Regions from separate parts of the Homo sapiens genome. Here region 2 is linked to region 1. A link is an interaction called in ENCODE POLR2A ChIA-PET data of the cell type or tissue named here. Cell type or tissue: B cell. All regions are shown on one strand. Links, peaks and the distances in the headings refer to the core of each region. The heading gives the core; the rest is flanking DNA. Region 1 overlaps MAP4K3 (mitogen-activated protein kinase kinase kinase kinase 3). Region 2 overlaps MAP4K3-DT (MAP4K3 divergent transcript).

The links. ChIA-PET counts read pairs that join two places held together with the same protein. Peaks named below come from ENCODE experiments on the same cell type or tissue, not always from the same donor. Only the 100,000 strongest peaks of a DNase experiment are listed, where the experiment ranks them.
Region 2: POLR2A ChIA-PET joins it to region 1 with 9 read pairs; 9 of 35 experiments call an interaction of 5 or more read pairs at or near these places.

What each region holds. Positions count from the first base shown.
Region 1 is chr2:39,423,088-39,427,486 of GRCh38, reverse strand. The region is part of intron 1 of MAP4K3 (mitogen-activated protein kinase kinase kinase kinase 3); the gene reads left to right. Among named protein-coding and RNA genes, the nearest start is that of MAP4K3, 12 kb to the left of the region's middle. In B cell, for the core only: no CTCF peak of the experiment used is centred there; no DNase peak of the experiment used is centred there.
Region 2 is chr2:39,522,804-39,527,202 of GRCh38, reverse strand. All of the region lies in intron 5 of MAP4K3-DT (MAP4K3 divergent transcript), which reads right to left. Among named protein-coding and RNA genes, the nearest start is that of MAP4K3-DT, 88 kb to the right of the region's middle. In B cell, for the core only: no CTCF peak of the experiment used is centred there; no DNase peak of the experiment used is centred there; H3K27ac peaks cover 599 bases.

The DNA.
Region 1 (4,399 bases), core at 112-4,111:
AGTTTTTATTATTGTTTTATACAGACAGTGCTTCTTTACATTTACGTGTAGGAGTTTTCAATTTCTTTGCTCACTGTTTCTTCTTGGCCTTATATTCCTTCATTCTGGGTTCAGATTTCTTTAATCTTGAAGCTGTATTTGGTAGGATTTTTTTTCTTTCTTTTAACTTTTCTTTTTAAGTGAGGAACTGTATAAGGTAAACTCAGTCTTCCTCCTCCCCCTCCTCATTGTCTTTATTTTGTCTTTACTTTTAAATCATAGTTTAGTGGGGTATAGAACTCTAAATTAACGGTTGTTTTTTTCTCAGCACTTTGAAGATCTTTTGTTGTCTTCTGGTTACCTGTTGTGCTGTGGAGAAGTCTGTTGTCAATATAATTATTGTTGCTTTTAGCTAATCTTACTTTTTCTTTCCTCCCTGTTTGACTTTTAAGATTTTTTTCTTTGATTCTGGTGTGTACAGTTTCACAGTGTTATGTGTGGATTTTAATAAAAATATTTACTGTTTTTCTTTAATCTGAAGAGTAGCGTATTTCCTCAGTCCTGGAAAATTGTAAACTGCAATATCTTTGATACCTTTCTTCCCCTATCTCTTTCTTGTTTCTCTTTAGAGCTCGTGTTGTATTCTTTAACTTTGTTATAGTTCTCCATGACTTCTCATGATTTTTCTCTTTATTCTGTGTCATGTATTATGGTTCTTATCTTTATTATCTTTAATTATGTCTGTCTAATCTGCTGTTTGAAACTTTCATTTTTTAAAAAAAGTTTGCTTTTTAAAAAATAATTTCAATTCACAGGATAATTGCAAAGAATGAGAGAATAATAAAAATAAAATAACTCTCATACATCCTTTCCAAGATTCACCGATGGCTAATACTTTACCACATTTATTCTCTGTATATATACATATTTTTTTTTTCTGAACCATTTGAGAGTAAGTTGCAGACATCAAACTCCTTTACCCATAAATACTTTGATGTGTATTCTCAAAATGAAAGACATTTACTTAAACTGCAATAAATTATCAAAATCAGGAAATTTAAATATTAAGACAATACTATTATTTGATCTACAGACCTTATTGAAATTTCAGGAGTCCCAGTAATGTCTATTATAGCATTTTCCCCCCAACTCCAGAAATCCAGGAGAATCATATGCTATTTTTAGTTTCTAAGACTCTTCAGTCTCTTAACCTAGAAGAGTTTTTCAGCCTTTGTCTTTTAGACACCAACATTTTTGAGTAGTACGCATCATTTATTTTGTAGAATGCCCCTCATTTGTTTAAATTCATGTTACACATTTTTTGACGGAAATTTATAGTGATGTGTATCCTCAGTGAATCGTATCAGGAAGAACATGATGTTGATTAGTCCCCTTATTAATGTTGATTTTGATTATTTGGTTAAGGTGGGTGTGCCAAGTTTCTTCACTATCAGATTATCTCTTCCTTTTCTAATTAATAAGTAAATTATGGGGAGATACTTTGAGACTATATAATATTTTGTTCCTCATCAAACCTGTACCCACTAATTTTAATATCCAAGTTGATTTCTACTTGAATTATTACTATAATGGTTCCCAAATAATGATTTTCTAACTCCGTTAATTTCTTCTACATGTATTGGTTGACATTCTACTGTGAAGAACTATTTTTGTTTATTTATTTTTTGGCTCATGGATTCTTCTTTTATTCATTGGGTTTTGATTCATCACTTTTATTTTGATGCTCAAACAATTTCAGATTTGGCCAGTTGGATTTTATCTTAGCTAGGACTGCCGTAACAACATACCACAGACCAGGTGGCTTAAATGACAGAAATTAATTTTCTCACAGTTCTGGAGGCTAGACATTCAAGATCAAGATGCCAGGTTTCTAGTGATGCTCTCTTTCTGGCTTGTAGATGGCCTTCTTACAGAGAGAGAGGGCATACTTTCTGGTGTCTCTTCTCATAAGGGCACTTATCCCATCCTGAGGCCTTCCCTACCTCAGGAACTCATCTAAACCCAGTTATCTCCAAAAAGCCCCATCTCCAGATGCTGCCACATTGAGGGTTAGGTCTTCAACATGTGGATTTTAGAGGGACACAGTTCAGTCCGTAGCAGATTGCATTGCTTTTTACATTTTATTAATTATATTCCTAGATATGTGTTATTCTTTTTCAAGTCTTTGTATTCTTGTTGCATACTTAATTGTTCTTAGTGCTTTCGGATTAGTCTATAATTTCAAATTTTGGGGGATTTCATCTTGCAGTTTGTTGCTTTGTTTTATGCTGACTCATGCCTGTGAATTTCTATGTTAATTTTGAATTCATCTACTTTTTTTCTGTAAGAATCTTTGTGGTTTAAATTGACAGCTGAGTGGAGGGGCTGGGGGGGTGGTGGGGAGTGGGTGGGAGACTGTGGCTGTCCTTCCAAAACAGTTTTGCTTTTGTTTCTTCCAGTAACCTCATGAGTCTTTTTGGTCTTGGATTTTTATTTTAATTTCTCAGTTTGGGATTCCCCACATCTTATAGATAATACAAACTTGAACCCCAAATCAAAAGAGCAATGACTCTTGGATTTGAATTCTTGGAGGACTGTTTTTCTTCTACCCAAACACAGACTTTGTTGTTATCCTCTTGTGCTTGTAGGTAACTTTTTTTTTTTTTTTTTTTTTTTTGAGTCAGGTTATAACTCTGTCACCCAGGCTGGTGTGCACTGGCACAATCAAGGCTCACTGCAGCCTCAACCTCCTGGGCTCAAGTGATTCTCTCACCTCAGCTTCCCAAGGTAGCTGGGACTACAGGTGTCCACCACCTTGCCCACCTAATATTTGTATTTTTTGTATAGACAAGGTCTCACTATGTTGCCTTGGCTGGTATCAAACTCCTGGGCTCAGGCAATCCTCCCACCTCAACCTCCTAAAGTGCTGGGATTACAGGCTTGAGCCACTGCGCCTGGCCTAACCCTTTTTTAAAAAAACTGTTTTTGCTTTACTGAAGGCACAGTCCCTTCCAGAGTCCTAGCATTATTCGGGGGTCTCCGTTCCAATGTGCTGTTTTGAGTGGGCCCACGACTGTTCACCTGTACTCAGATGGTTTTAAAATCCCCAAGCACCTAGATTGCAGAGATCCACTAGACTTCCTTCCTCCATCCCCTCCCACCTTGATTCTAATTCCCCTCCCCCCTGTTGGTGGAAATCTCAATTCTGGTTTTCCACTTTCCATCTTAATTCAGTGTGATACATTTGTTAAAATTGATGAACCAGGCCGGGCGCGATGGCTCACGCCTGTAATCCCAGCACTTTGGGAGGCCGAGGCGGGTGGATCACCTGAGGTCAGGAGTTCGAGACCAGCCTGGCCAACATGGTGAAACCCTGTCTCTACGAAAAATATAAAAATTAGCTGGGTGTGGTGGCACACATCTGTAATCCCAGCTACTCAGGAGGCTGAGGCAGGAGAATCGCTTGAACCTGGGAGGCGGAGGTTGCAGTGAGCTGAGATCGTGCCACTGCACTCCAGCCTGGGCAGCAGAGCGAGACTCCGTCTCAAAAAAAAAAATTGATGAACCAATACTGATACATTATTATTATGTTAATTAAAGTTCATAGTTTACATACATTAGGCATCACTCTGTGTTGCACATTTTCTGTGCTTTTGACAAATGTTTCCATCAGTATAGTATCATACAGAATAGTTTCACTGCCTTAAAAATTCCATTTTCTATCTATTCATCTTCCATTCTCCTCTGCCCAACTCCAGGCAGCCACTGATCTTTTTACTGTCTCTATAGTTTTGTCTTTTCCAGAATGTCATATAATTGGAATCATACAATATGTAGCCTTTTCAGACTGTCTTCTTTCCCTTAGCAATATGCATTTAAGTTTCTTCCATAACTTTTTGTGGCTCAATACCTCATTTTTTAAAAATTACTGAATAATATCTCATTGTATGTTTATACCACAGTTTATTCATTCACCTATTGAAGAACATCTTGGTTGTTTGCAGGTTTTGGCAATTATGAATAAAGCAGCTATAAATATCCATGTGTAGGTTTTTATATGGACATAAATTTTCAGCTCATTTGGGCAAATACCAAAGAGTGTGATTGCTGGATTGTGTGGTAAGACTGCTTTTAGCTCTATAAGAAACTGCCAAAATGCCTCCCAAAGTGACTGTAGCACTTTGCATTTCTAACAGCAATGAATGAGAGTTCCTGTTGCTCCACATCCCCACCAGCATTTGGTGGTGTAGTGTTTTGAATTTTGGCTATTCTAATAGGTGTGTAGTGCTACCGCATTGTTTTAATTTGCTGTCCCTAATGGTATATGATGTTGGTCATCTTTTCCTATGCATATTTGCTATCTGTATATATTTTTTGGTAAGGTGTCTGTTAAGATTTTTTCCCTTTTTAAAATAGGATT
Region 2 (4,399 bases), core at 317-4,316, 100 kb before region 1:
GTACAGGGCCTATGGTCATGTTAAGGAATGTTGCATCCTAAAATCATGGGAGGGCATGCAAACATTTTAAACATCTCAGGGAAGACATGAAAATCAGATGAAGAACTCACTCAGCATACATTGTGGGAGGTGGAGGTCAAAACAGTGGCAGATAGACCAATAAAGAGGCTTTTAAGGTTATCCAGGAAGAGGTGAAGGTAGCTTAGACTAGGATAGTGGGAGTGGAAGTAGGGAAAAAAGTACAGATTCAAAGAGGTTTAGGAAGCAAAATTGAATGTGAAGGGTAAGGCAGAGGGAAAGGTCATGGTGACTCCAAGTTCTGGCCTGCTTAACAATGCGGGTGACATAGGGAACAGCAAAAGGTTTTGGATTAATCAAGAGTTTGGTTTTGGCTATGTTGTGTTTTAGATGCATGTGAAACTTCCAGATGAAAGTATTAGGTAGGAAATTGGATACATGGATCTAAAGCTCAAAGAAGAGACCTGGGCTGGAGAAACATTTTTGCCATGAACGAAGTATAGAATAAGAAAAGAAGACGGCCAAGTGCAGTGGCTCACACCTATAATCCCAGCACTTTGGGAGGCTGAGGTGGGCAGATCACTTGAGGTCAGGAGTTTGAGAACAGCCTAGCCAACATGGTGAAACCCCATCTCTACTAAAAATATAAAAATTAGCCAGGCGTGGTGGCATGCACCTGTAATCCCAGCTACTCAGGAGGATGAGGCAGGAGAATCGCTTGAACCCAGGAGGCAGAGATTGCAGTGAGCCTGCACTCCAGCCTGGGTGACAGAGCCAGACTCCATATCAAAACAAACAAACAAAAAAAGACAAGACTATCTAGGACTGGGCCTTGAGTATTTTAATATGTATTGACCCGGGGAGCATAGGATAAGACTGCAAAAGAGATAGAAAATGAGCAGTCAGAGAAGATGAAGGTAAACAAAAGAGCCTTGCGTCACTGAAGACAAAAAAATACAGTGTTTCGAGGAGGAGGGACAGTCAACAGTGTTGACCACTGCTGAGATGTGAAGGAAGGTGAGTGACCCTGGCACAAGCTGTTTGTCGAGCTCATGAGGTAGGAGCCAGCCTGGCAGTGACCTAAGGAGTGAGCAGGAAGTAAAAAGAGTCAACAAGTATAGATGTTCTCTCTAGAAGTCTCTGTAAAGGGGAGAAGAGAATATGAAAGCTTGAGGGGAAGGTATGCTTGGGGTAGAGTTATCTCCACTCCCCCACCCCACCCGCCAGTGGGAGCCTTGTGTACACTTTAAATCTGGCAAACAGAATCCAGTTGAGGAGCAGAGATTAAACATGAAAACATAATGAGAGAGTGAGAGTGCAGTACATGGGCAAGGAACTGAAAAAGAATAGATGACAAAGGGGACTAGCCTTTTGGCTAGGGACATGAGGCAGGTAGAATTGCCTGGTCAAAAGGTGGTCACAAATGGTGAGAACTGTGTTGACATTATGCAAATACTGATGGAGAGTGAAGCAGTTGGGGTCAAAGACTCCGTGGTGCTCCCCAGGTTTAGGGTTCCGAGTGAAGTATTTGTGAGAAGTTGGTAAGGTATCACTAAAGAAATCCCAGCTCGGATATCTCAGAGATAAGGTCTCTGCCCAAAATAGAAATTGCAGCAGCCCCATGTGATTTCCCACAGACCTCTTCTGAGTTGAAATCCAGACCAGCCACTCTCTGAGGAAATGATATGAACCATGTTTCCTTATTCAAGGACACAAAATAACTTCCCCACACCATTCTATTTTGCAAATGAGGAAACTGAGCTGCATCTCTAGCTGGGGCTCATCTCACCCAGAATGAAGAATTTGGAGTTGGTTTCGGTCCAAGTTTCCAGTGTCTTCAAAAAGGTAGAATGCCCACATGGCATAAAGCCATTAACTGAGACACAGTGTCCTGAGACACCCACAATCCCTTGTGAAGTCACAGCAAGGAAGAAAATCTACTTTGTTTGAGTATCTTCTGGGTGCCAGGCTCTGTGTAGGTTGCTTTTGCAGACATTAGCTCATTTAATCCTCAAAATACTCTATGGCAACTGGATTTAAGCTTCTACCTAGGATGAGACAAATCAGCTTTGCTGCTTTGCTGGGAGCTCCAGCCTGCTGAATTTACCTCTCCACTGGCCTTCATGTATGGCCCCAGGCTAGCTGGGCCTGCCAGGCCCATGATGACGTAGGAATTAGAGTGTATGGCAGGACATTTCCCTGAGCTTTTCCACACTTCCCCAGCCAACCCAATGGCTGGCAAGGGCTTATATTTTTGTCTTCGCAACTTTTCTTCTCTCCAAGTTGTGTTCCAGACAAATATTTGTGGTCATTGCCCAATAATACCAAAATATACAAATATCATCTGACCATTTTTTAAAGGGGGTAGGAAGGGTTTACGGAGCACTTAACACAAATCTAATACGTTATTCTTTTTTAAGCCGACAACACTCACTCCCAGTCCCCAAACTCAAAACATTTCTCATCTCTCAGTTGACAGGGCCAGAGCAAGACACTGAGCAGGGCTTCAAGGAGGAGATGGATTTTCCAAGGAAGAGAAGTTAAATTATCCCTCTCTCCATGTCTCAACTGTATATTCAGTCTGTCCTGCCACTAGGGACCCTTAGGATCAACAGTTTTCTTGTCCCTAATTGCAATACCTCCTATGAGAATAAATCATTATTCAGCTTTGATATCCTGAATTCCTATAAATTTGTTTTGGCATGGTTTTTTTTTTTTTTTTCAGCTTTAGAATCAGTGATATGAAAAGCATTAGTAGAATGCTAAAACATGACCACAAAACTTATAAAAGTAGTCCCTAAACAACTTGTTCTTAAGAAGTAGTAGCTCCAACCCCAAAGAATCTACTCCTTCACAGGGCAAATGAACATGATGTGCCCCAGAGGGCCCTGAGGTTTGCTGAAGTGGGTCAGAGACTCAGAAGCCTGCTCCACTCCTATCAGAAGGAATTCCTACTTCCTTCCCTCTTCCATCTTCATAGTCTTTCCCAGCTTCTCCTCTCTCCACTCCCACACCTCCTCCGTCCATGGAAAAGTTGGAGAGCCTTTCTTCCCATGAGTTTACACCAGCCCGTCCCCAATTAACCTCAGTGATTAAGCAGTCATCAAAAATTGATTGAACACCAGCTACATGTGAGACTAGCTAAAACCCCTTTCATTACCTATCATCTGCCTAGCTCATTAAAAATGGGGAACACAGTACTTTGAAAACACAAACTGTAGCAATGCTGAATAATAATGATAACGAACCACAACCATTCAGTCTGGGTAGAAGGCAGATTTTACTGAGATGGATCAAATTACCTAAGGAGTACATTGTGTCTACTGAATAAAGTGAGTCAGCACCCATACATGTATGCTATTTGTAAAAGTGATAGTCTTCATTCAGCTGTTAAGTCACAACTGGCATTCAAAGTCTGTTTCTCAAACACAAAGCCCTTGAAAGATTTTCCTCTTTAATACACACCCAACATTGTCTTATTCACTGGAATAATTTAAAGTTATAGGCTCTTTTCCCAATGAGATCAAGTAGGAAAAAAAAATGTGAACTTATCATATGTTAAATTTATTCATTCATTTCTTCATTGAGCATGTGTTCCTGCCTGCTATGCCTAAGGCATTATGCCAGGCACTGAAATACCAGGGCAACTAAGACAGAGCCAGGCCCACGAGTTCCTCATAGTTTAGCAGGCATCCACACCAGTTATAGCAACAAAGTGTTACAGGTACCATGATAGAAATCTGCATAGTCACTACAGAAAGGGCCCAAAAAGCCAGAGCTGGGTTCAACCTGTGGAAGCTCAAACTGCACAGAAGAGATGAGAAAGAGTGGCTTGGCCAAAAATGCATGACATTTCAGATACATGTCCAAGCATCACTTTTCTATACGGTCTGTCATTAAGGGAGTAATGTGTCCAGATACAAAAGAATTTGTTATTTCTGGCAGTAATAAAAGGCATGCTTAGTAGCTATGGTATTGGCTCAATCAATATGTGTGAGATGTTTTTAATTGAGGTTGATGATTTTTATTTTCTTCTATAGAACAGTTCACAATCACTGACAAACATTTCTAGTTTTCAGCTAGCTTATCTACAAATAAAACAAAGCAGTGGTTCAACTCATTCTGCAACAATTTTCTAGCCCAGTGCCTACCAAATTTGCACATCCTAGAGCTGTGACTTCACTATTTAAGATATATCTGGTGAAATCTGAATAGGGTCTGATATGATTTGGATTTGTGTCCTCACCCAAATCTCACATTGGATTGTAATCCCCAGTGTTGGAGGAGGGGCTTGGTGGCAGGTAACTGGATCAATGGAGACAGACCTCCCCCTTGCTGTTCTCATGATAGTGAATGAGTGCTCACAAGATCTGGTTGTTTA